Regions from separate parts of the Homo sapiens genome. Here regions 2 and 3 are each linked to region 1. Evidence: chromatin contacts called from ENCODE Hi-C data. All regions are on one chromosome and are shown on one strand. Each heading gives the region's core, a stretch centred on a gene start or an enhancer-like site at or near the end of the contact. The rest is flanking DNA. Distances are from core to core; before and after follow the strand shown. Region 1 holds the start of CUL3 (cullin 3). Region 2 overlaps RHBDD1 (rhomboid domain containing 1). Region 3 holds the start of SGPP2 (sphingosine-1-phosphate phosphatase 2).

Region 1 (3,411 bases), core at 562-3,061:
TAAAATATTTTTTTATTTCTTTTTTTGGTTCCTCAGAGATCCCTATTCTGAACATATATTCTTACATTACAAAGAAACTGGGCCATATGAGAGTACAACCAAGAGAAAAACATTGTTTGTTATTATATTATGTTATGGAAATGGAGGTTCAATTAGCATAGAGATTATAAACTCCTATTCAAGGCTGACATTATCTTACATTGAAGTCAGAGCCTCTCCCAATCTTAGTTTATCAACTCAGTTCTTGATAACCTATTTTTAGCTTCAGTATTTACAGATATTGTCTTAAGCAACATTCTTGTTTCTTAAGCTCCTGCTTTAATTAGCCAATACCAAAAAACTCCCACAAAAAAAAAAAAAAAACAAGAAAATATGGTATTTGCAGTGGGGCGTTTTAAGCAAGAAGGGGCTTTAAGCACAACACTCATAAGCTTAGTCATCAGGATTAAGTTAATTTAGGGCAAATTCAACCTTACAGTCAACAAATAAGTGTATTTCACTTTATATTGTTTGCTATTTAAAAGTATTAAAATTCCAGCTTCTAAATGTAGATATCCATCCCCCAAACATATGCTTCTTTAAAATAGGAAGAACACAAACTTTAATAAGAACTCACGTATTCCCTTGCAGAGTCAGAAACCCAAACATAACAGCAATTGGGCAAGTAGGTAAATGAGGAAGTACAATTCATAACAAATGGACAGCAAAACCGATAAGTCAAATTAGACATTTTGACTATAAAGCGACCAAACGCCTCTCCTCCAAAACCAAAAGCCAAAACCTTTTCAAATATACAGCAACTGAATCAGACGGTAATTTTGGCTTTAAAAATCTACAATACTCTTGGTAATGGTAGAAATGATTTATCCGGTAGGTTAAAGATAGGTTTCTATCATTCCACTTAACATTATTTACCAAATGCTGCATTTCATTAATGGAGCTGTCAGTTTATTCTGATGGTAATGAAAAACAGGTTTTAACATGAATAAGCCCTGGGTCCACCAGAAAATATCAGTGAATCAAGAGGTCCCGAAGCTTATGCAGTTTAAGGGAACTTCGTAGATTAAATTTCCACCTTCCAGTCCTGAGAGCTGTGGTGTGCACACCCAGTCCGAATACCTTGTTGAGCATACAGGACACTAATTTCCGACACTGCAGCTAACTCCTGCACAAACTCTTCAAGTTGCAGGCTTCTACTCAAGTACCCATCCCTAGTCCACATGCCCTAGAAAAACACAGGAACCAGTTCGGGACGTAGTTACACATCTAGCACCCCACGCTCCTCCTCAAGACTATCCTCCTGCTGTCCCAGCCCAGTGGGGCCCAGCCCACTACCATCCCGCTCCCGCTCTCCGAACTTCCCCCCTCCCACTCCCCACCATGTGACCAGGACCCTCCCAACCGCCGCTCCGAGCTCCACCAATCAGCAACCACCTCCACCCAGAACCCGGGACCTGGCGCTCCACTTTCAAAAAGGCAGCTTAATCCTCCCGCCCTCAGCCACGCCCCCTTTCCGCTTCCCCGCCCCGCCGGCCCCTCCCACTTCCTTCAGTTCCCTGTTCCCCTCCTCCCCTCCGGTGGCGCCCACCCTCTCCCGGGCTTCGCCCCGCCCACCAGGGGGGCAGCGCGCTCGCCCTCTTCTCGCGAGATCTGAGCGTCCCCCGCGGCGGCCGCCGGGCTCCCCCTCCCGTCCTCCCACCTCCCTCCCCCGGCATCTCTCACTCTCCGGCTCTCCTCCCTCCCTCCTCCCCCCTCCACCCTCTGGGCCGGATCTCGTCTCGCTCAGGCGGAGGAGGAGAAGGAGGAGGAGGAGGACGACGTTCGGCCTGCGCAGTGAGATGTTTGTCCGTCGCCGCCGCCGCCGCCATCGCGGAGGAGCGCGATAAAGGGAGCCGAGCCGGACGTGAGGGGGACCCCGCGGAGCCGCCGCGCCAGCGCAGCCCCCCAGCCGCATCGGAGTCGCCAGAGTCCGAGCCGCCGCCGCCGCCGCCGCCGCCCCCGCCGCCGCCGCGGCTGCCCAGGGGCCGGCCAGCTCCCCAGCCCTGCCCGGGGGTCGCGCCGCCGCCGCCCCCAGCGTCGCCCCTAGCCTGCCTGCCCGCCTTAAATGTGACACCGGCGTCGCGGAGCGCGACCTGAAGCCGCCGCCGGGGAGGGGACGAGCACCATGTCGAATCTGAGCAAAGGCACGGGCAGCCGGAAGGACACCAAGATGCGGATCCGGGCCTTTCCGGTGAGTCTCTCCTCGGCGTCCGGGACCCCGGGGCCGGGGGCCGGGCCGAGAGCCGCACGCGAGGCCCGGGCTGAAGTCCCCCAACAGGCCGCAGGCCCGGCCTCCCCTCCCCCACGCCCGCCGGCCGCGGGGCGCGAGCCTTCCCGGCAACCGGGCGGCGCGGGGCCCCGGCGCGGCCGCCCTCCCGGGCCGTTCCCCGCGCCGGGAGCCCGGGCCTGGCGCCGCGCCCCCGTCCGGGAGCTGCTCCTTCAGCCGCTCCGCGGGCGTCGGCTGCGGCCGGGGCCCCTCGGCCGCCCCACGCCTCCCCACGTTGCCGGGGTTGTAGGCCCAGTCTCCGGCGCTGCTAGCAGCCGCGGAGTCCTCCCTGTGTGGGGCGTGTGTGGAACTTTTCACGTGGGGTTTCGCTACACTTTGAAAATTTACCCAGCCTAGCTTTTAGGGTGATGAAGGGGCTGCCCTCTCTCTCTGCCCCCCTCCCCAGGAAGGTCTATGCCATCAACCTGCCCCCGACGCAGTGACAGTGGTTCCACGGAATGCTCCGTGGTCATAAACTAGTAACATTGGGTGTATTTATAGCGTCTTTCATCCTACAAGCTTCCTAAGCACTTTACAAACTCTTGTGCAGGATTGCCTCGCCACTCGGAGGAAGGCCGGGTGGGGGGGAAGCAACAGAGAGCAAACCGGCCAATTGGTTCTCCATTTCTCAGCCTTGGGAGCCCAAAGAATGAGTGTAGTCGCCTTGCGGAGTAGCTTTGTTTCATCGCTTTCAGTGACAGCAAACGTGTTCTGCTCAGAAACTTTTTCTTTTTTGGCATTACGTTGAGTCGTACCCTTGCGATGTTTAGTATATAGGATATAACTTTGGGTGTCAAATCTGGTTCAGCTTCCCCGTGGCAAGCAATTAAAATGTACTGTTAACGAACTGGGCATACTTGCCTATGTCGCTACAATAAAAGGCATACGTCAAGACAGACGAACTAGCAATCGGACAGAAGATTTTAAAAAGTAAAATTAGAGAAAGATCTTGGTCTTCCCTTCTTAGATTCATAAATACTTCATATGATGTACCAGCGAAAGAGGGGGATTTGTTGTCACTTTTTAAAGCATGCTTTTCCTGAAGCGCAGTTGCAGTGAGGAAAGACTTACCTTGATGTGATTGCCCCAGTTGAGTCAAGTGATTT
Region 2 (3,411 bases), core at 508-3,007, 2.3 Mb before region 1:
ATAATTAGGGGAAAATCCTCTTTAAAAATTAAACAAAGCACTTGCTTAAATTTCATAACATGTCTGCAAAAAGCTTTACTAACCGCTTCATCATGAGACACAGAAAAAAGAAACAAGACATTAAACTCCCGAGAATCATCTCTTTTATCAGTACTAATGAGTATTAAATTGTATTGAAAATACAATAAAACTGGACATTTTCAATAAATGAAGCTCCCACTGCCTCCTCTAAGTACGTACAGTGGAAACACATTAATAAGCAAACGTGGGAAAATGAGGATCTGCTTAAATGCAACACAGCCTGTAAAAATCAACCAAAAGTGAACACGACCTGCTAATAAAGGTGCCAGTGCAGTGCCTGGAAAGCTTTCTACTATCATGAATATTATATGGTTCTCAAGAATACCAGTCATCAGCACAAACTGTGAAACAAATTATTTATGGTTCAAGAAAAGGTAAAATAGTCTCAGAAGACTTCCCATGAATAAAAGATGAAATAGTGGAACTCAGTCTATAAAACAAGTGTTTGCAAACCAGTTTTCTTACAAGTCAAAATGAGAATCGCATTGAAAATTAAGAGGTCTAAAAAATACAAGTATTTCTAAATGAAATATTTTCATTGAGTATCAATTTGAAGGGAAAAACAAAATTAAAAAAAGCAGGAGCTAAGCTTCAAGCAATAACAGACTTGGTTTCGCCATGCATGAATATATGGCTCATCCACCAAGGACCCGGTCATCAGTCTGAATTCTTTAAAATACTGGCCATGCACTTCAGTCCAGGCTTTGTTTTCTTTTTCACCTTTGCCTTGCACGTATATTAATTCATGGACTATTATAGAAGAATGCATTATTTTAAAGGCACTTTAGTTCTCTGCATTCTTTAGGAAATCGTGGTTTTCTGCGGGTAGCATTAAGGTTGAGGGTATAAATATATACTGATATTTGTCCCCTAAGAAAGTATCAGATTCGAAATTTAAGTTTGCAGCCTCTTTTGTGGAGCAATGTAAGGAACTGCACTGGTTGTTTTACCTTTCGGTTTAAAAAGAAAAACAGGCATATTAGGGAATTCTTGAGCTGAACCACAGGGAAACTTGGGGTTGCTTCTGTTCACATTAAAATTAACATGAACTTCCAAGCTGTTGTCATGCCAAAGGTGTTTTATTCTGTACCTGCACATGCTTCCATGATTTTCTTCAGAGGCCCTTGAGTGTACATTAGTCCAACAAGAATCCCAGCCAGATGCCCAGCGAAGGAAGTCCTAGGAGGGAAGGAGACCCTTTGTGAGTGTTTGTTCTGCTGCTGATTAGAGACATTCTGTCTTCTCATTAGCCCAGTGCATGTCAAATAGTCACAGTCTGCAGGCTTTGTTCCACATCAAGTCTTTTATGCTAAGCAGCATTTAACTCAGTCCAAAGAACAACATCTCCTACCTTAAAAAAAAGTACAATGAATAACAACCACCACATGTTTAAAACGCAACACCCCTCCTTAACCAGGGGAAGTGGGTTGTCTCCTCCAGAGCAGTGGAAGCATTTGGTCAAGACAAGTCATTACATCGCTTTCCGTTTTTTTTCTGTACCTCTTATCACAAAACATAAATAAAATCAGTTTTCTCTGTTTGGCATTAAATCTGGAATTATCCAGCCATTGTGAGGGATGATGTCTATCTGTGTTATGGCAGGGCAGACTGCTGCAGTTTTCTACACCATGGATGAGTGAAGCAGAGAGCAAGTGAAACTCAGCAAAAGGAACTGAGATGCCCACCTGCATCCACCAAAGTTGTCTTCATGTGTATGTTTCAGTCACTCAGAACAAAGAAACATACATTTAAATTTCAAACTTGAAAGATGAGTTAGGGCATGAAAGTGTTTGCGTTAGGGCATGACAGTGGTTTAACTCTTCTTAAACTGGCATCTAAAACCAGCAATTACTTGTAAGATTTATTTTCAGAGGTCTACTTTGACCCAAGTGGCAACACTCTTTGTGGAGTTCCCTGGCTGAATGACCTCCCAACCAGCCTGAGTTTAAGAAATTACTGGCGATTCTCAAAAACCTCTGCTGTTACCACAAAGGGGGGGGTCCTACACAACGAGTTGTTCTTTAAGCACTTGACCTCAATTTCCAGCTGCCCGCCACCCTCTAGACACCCCCGCGCACACATGCACACATCCACTAGCACCTTAAACTAGACTTTTCTGGGGTGCCACTCCCACTTCCCGTTTGTAATGCCTCTCATACCCCTCCCAGCCTTCCCATTCCTACTGCCACAACCATGCTTACTGCCATCTGGACTATTTGGAAATGCCCAGTGTTGGGCACAGAGTGAACCCCAGATGAATGTGTGTTGAATGAATAAAATAAATGAAAGAAAATCATCCAGCTGGTCTCCCTGCAAGCCAGCTCTTGCTCTCCAGTGCATCCCACACACGGCCATCAGTTATCCTCCTGAGGCAGAAGGCAAGTGGTGTCATTGCCATCCTCTGAAATCCACTGGTTCTCACAGAATACTCCGGTGTGTGTTTAAGCCCTTCCAACACTTGGCCTTGCCCATCTCTGCAAAGTCAGAGGGTGGAGACCTCATCGTCTACTACCTCCATTCCCACATGCCCCACTGTCACATCCCCCAAGCACTCTCTGACCATAGGCTAAGCCAAACAGCACCTCTGTCAAAAAATGCCACCCCAGTTGAAGAGCCGTTCTTTCCTTCTCCTGCCTCCCCTCAGAGCTGAGGCTCCTACCTTATTCTGGCACGAAGCCAGTCTGCTGGTGGCACAGTACTTACACGTCTGCCTGCCTGTCCGTCTCTCTCTGTCACACACAAACTCCCTGAGGGCAGCAATGGTGTCTCATTCATACATTATACAAAATTAGAAGCTTAAAAAAAAAAAAAAGCCAAGCAAATGAACGCATTCCCACAGCCTGGAATAGTGACCTCTCATTCCAGAAGGTGGGAAACTGAAAGTTATGAAAGAGCCTGATGGAGACTCCAAGAACATAGCCTTTATGTGGCTTTTACATATGTATTCCAAACACCCAGGACAGGGCCAGGCACATGAGAGGCACTCAAGGATATGTTGAGTAAATGGCTCAAGTGTGCCAGGACCGTTTCACCAAGACCAACAGGAGGTAAGTTAAAACCACTAGATGTTCAGCTCAGGGTGCTTGCTGAGCCACGGCAATCACAGAGCTAAGAATCCGCCATTTGGTAACCTACACGAGACTCAGAGTCAAAACCAATACATTTCGCCTACTATGGCAGCAGCCTAGGGGAGATTCCCTGAAACACCACAAGCAAGATGGTTCTGAGTAATTTTCTTTGTCTCCAAGCTATGAAAAGACTCGCTGGCTCTCAGGAAAAGAACATGCAATGAGGAACACTTGAAAGAAAGAGACAAACAGGAGCCTTGTA
Region 3 (3,411 bases), core at 249-2,748, 2.2 Mb after region 1:
TTAAGACAAGGCAAGAGAAAAAAGAGGGGTTCTCATACTCATCTATAGGTTACCGGAATGTCACATGGGATAAAGAAGGAACAATAAAGAGGAAAAAATACAGAGGAGGATTTCTCTGGAGTAGAACACACAACCACCCTCACCCTCCCAAACAAATTCTGTAATCCAATGCCTATAATATTCCATTCCACACAGAAGCCAGGTTCTTCGTAATTCCTCAGTTACTACATCTAGAAATTTACACGTAAGTAAAGGCCACCTTTCTTTCACCAAAACCTTCTAGGAAGAACAAAATGTGGCTGTGTACAAGGAATTCGAATTATTAATACGTTTATTTCTGTTCTCCTGCGCCACACTTTTGACTTTGCCGAGGGAAAAGGCAGGTGCTGCCAGTGCTCCCGGTAGACATGCGTCCCCAGAAGCCAAGTGCAGCCCGTCTGGTCCCTGCTGCCTAAAGTCCCTGTGCACTGCGACGACGACGCACGCTGGTTCCCCCCAAGCCGCAGTGGGTTGTATAACCACGCTTTGAACACCTAGCGGGAGCGTAGCGAGCTTCCCTCCCAGAAGCATCTGTTAGAAGTCACTGGTGTCGGTCCATAAAAGACCCACCAGGCAGGAGGGACCCCCAGACTCTGGGGGAGGGCAAGCGAGAGTTGCTGTTAAGACATCATCGCCGGGGGTAGTGCAGGGAGGTTGTAAATCTCTCTAGGAGCTGTGTGAGCCCCAAGTTCTGTGCCCAGAGCTGGCGGTGCAGCGCGGTGAGGAGCGCGCTGAGCCCGGCTGCACCCGCATTTGTGCGCATCAGGGAAGGGGGATGGGCGGAAATGCAAGAATACGGGGGTGGGGGGGAGTCTAAGAACGTCTCCCCGGGGAAGTGCCAAGGACATCCCCGCTCCTCCGTTCCATTACGTAACTCTTACATATTTGCTGGCATCTACGTGAATTTAACTACTTTTGAAAGTGGGAAGTCTCTAAATGGACTGCATTGAAAGCGTCTGGGGATATCTCAATAGACCCGGTTGCCCCTGGCAGCGTTGGAGGGTGGCATCCTGGTTACTGGAAGGCCAGGCCTCCCCGTCCGCTCGCAGCGGCGGGAGCCGGGTCACTGCCGGGGACGGCGCCCTCTCGGCCCGGCCGGCCCCGCGTGGCGGAGTCGCAGGGACCCGCACGTCCGCAGCCGCCCCCTCCCCGTACCCGGCGAACACCTGCCCATGGTTACCTCCGGCGCCGCGGCTCTGCGCAGCCCGTTGGCCGGAGCCTCGCCGCCCTTGCCGTTGGCTGCGGGGAGATGCTCGACCCCGGGGACCCGCGCCGCGCGCTCCGTGGGGTCCGCGCCGTTCTCCCGGGGGCCTTCATCCGGAGCGGGGAAGAGCCCGCAGCGGCGCTGGAAGCGGGCGACGAGCTGGGAATCCTGCAGGCTCCGCAGCAGCTCGGCCATGGTGTGCCCGGGGCCGCGCTCCGCCGCCGCTGCCACGCCGGGCCGGTGCCCTCCGCTGGCACCGCCACTCCCGCCTCGCCCCCGCCGATCCCGCACTCCGGGCGGAGGCCGGGCGGGCGGGGCCCCGGGCCCAGCCAACAGGTGCGCCGCCCGGGTCCTAGCGCCCGCCCAGGTGTCTGCCTCCACCTTGCGCAACGCGTCCCCCTTTCTCTCCGTCCCGGAGGGCTTGGGCGGCCCCGGGCGGCCACGGGGGCAGGACCGCCTGTAACTGGACGGAGGAGTGCCGATCTCCGAACTGCGCCTCTCTTCTCCCGGCGCCCCCAACCCCCCACCCCACCTTCTTCCCCCGGCAGACGTAACACTAATGGGAGCGGCCGAGCGCGCGTGCACCTGCGGCCGCTCCCATTAGCCCATCCTTTTGGGCTCAGGCTGATCCCACAGTGACCTTCCTTGCAACTCTGAGCCCAAGGTGAAGTCGGATTTCCTCCCACGCCAGCTCCCCACAGCCAGCCACGTACTCTCACCTTCCTGCAAGACTAGTTCCCAGTAAATACAGCGAGCCCCCCAGGGAGAATTCCCAAGTTCTTTCCAAACTGCGTGATGCAACGTCTCCCTAGAGGTCCGAACACCCTTGAGCTTGCTCAAGTACCCAGGAGGTTCAAAGTGGGCCCTGAGTCATCTTCCGCGTCGCTGCCCCTGCCCTTCTGATTTGGCAACTGGGGAACATTTTCAGGTGGGTGGGAAGGAAAGTCCCTTCTGGGTTTTCCGCATTGAGAACAAAGATGCTTACCGCTTTCTCCTACTTCTTTCTTTCCGCTCTGCCTCTCTTTAAGCAATGACACTGGGAAAACCCCACCAGACCATTTAGGGAGTTTAAACGAGAAGAGAACAAAGTGCTGGAGGACTGGGGACAGGATTAGGTATCTCATTGCACCTGCACCTGCTTTAGAGCACTCAGCAGAAGATAGCAAAGGAAACATCCTGCAGGCCGGCCTTGGTTTTCCCTCCTCCCTCCTACATTTCCCTCCTGGGCTCAGAGATCCCTTGGGAGGCAACAATCAAATTAGGCCCAGGTGATCAGTCTGCAACAAAAGTGCAATTCAACCCCGTCTTTCGTTTGCAGCAGAAACCTGCATGTTTCCTGATTGTCCATGCAAAGCCTACTAAGAATTTGGTTGCACAAATGATTAATGAACACCTGTCAATGCCTTATTTATTCAGTTGTCCTTTTAGGCCTGAATGTCTTTGGGATGTGACTTTCCAGGATGATGTAGTCCCCTTCATGCCCTAGTTTCTACTTTTCTTGCTTCTCAGTCCTGTCTGGAGAGCAAAGTCAAGGGGACTGAGAGAATGCTGAAGCTCTTAAGGGAAACCATTTTCCTCTTACAGAAGACACGCAGAGTTATTGTCATGTCTGGCGGGATCACACACAGAAATGTCCGGCCCAGGAGGTGGAAGCATCTCTCCACAATGCTTCTGGCTGTCATTTACAGGTGTGAGGCAAAACCCTGTGGTTTGGTTTTAGAAGCTGGAGCTGTGATCGTTGGGGACCTGTTCTGCTTATGTGTTAAAGAAATATGTTTTCCTGTGAAGGCACTTGCATCATGTGTCTCCCGAATTTAGTGCTTCGATTTTTCTTTCTACCAGTTAGGAAAAATAGGCAAAGCAAAACATGGCACACGCAGCATTAAGTTAATTGCCAAAGAATTGTATTTGTAGACAGAGCATTTTATCTCCATGGAGGATCAGTTACTGATTCCAGCTTCTAGTGGCTCACCAAGTCACCTGATGTAAGTCACCATATGTCGCAGTTTATCCCTGTAATGAAATGATAATCCTCACTTCTTGTCTTTCTTATAAGGCTCTTGTAAAAATAACCTTGAGACAAGCTCTATAAGGCCTAGTGAGATCATGATAAGAAGGTGTATTGTGCTGGAGTCATTCAATCTAGGAAGGAATCCTCAAGAGAATTT

The links. A loop is a pair of places that touch in the nucleus more often than their neighbours do. Pooled maps may share reads with other maps.
Region 2: a loop to region 1 is called in a pooled map, with 5 times the contacts of the local background. The contact joins the enhancer-like site here to the promoter of CUL3 in region 1. A Hi-C loop is called at or near these places in 3 of 50 pooled maps.
Region 3: a loop to region 1 is called in a pooled map, with 5 times the contacts of the local background. The contact joins the promoter of SGPP2 here to the promoter of CUL3 in region 1. A Hi-C loop is called at or near these places in 3 of 37 single-sample maps with no recorded cell type and 7 of 50 pooled maps.

The regions. Positions count from the first base shown.
Region 1 is chr2:224,583,763-224,587,173 of GRCh38, reverse strand. It overlaps CUL3 (cullin 3), which reads left to right and starts at 1,811. Exons shown (of 16, transcript NM_003590.5): 1 at 1,811-2,230. The coding sequence starts at 2,165. RefSeq lists silencers at 1,338-1,757, 2,088-2,347.
Region 2 is chr2:226,904,642-226,908,052 of GRCh38, reverse strand. It overlaps RHBDD1 (rhomboid domain containing 1), which reads right to left. Exons shown (of 9, transcript NM_001167608.3): 6 at 1,172-1,260. Among named protein-coding and RNA genes, the nearest start is that of RHBDD1, 70 kb to the right of the region's middle. RefSeq lists a silencer at 3,057-3,206. Within about 2 kb of position 1,757, at least 3 of the 41 ENCODE cell types and tissues checked have a DNase peak (open chromatin) inside an H3K27ac peak, as active enhancers do.
Region 3 is chr2:222,422,630-222,426,040 of GRCh38, reverse strand. SGPP2 (sphingosine-1-phosphate phosphatase 2) reads right to left here and starts at 1,498. Exons shown (of 5, transcript NM_152386.4): 1 at 1,220-1,498. The coding sequence starts at 1,438. RefSeq lists enhancers at 505-564, 615-764, 1,955-2,254 and silencers at 1,065-1,114, 1,125-1,354, 1,445-1,794.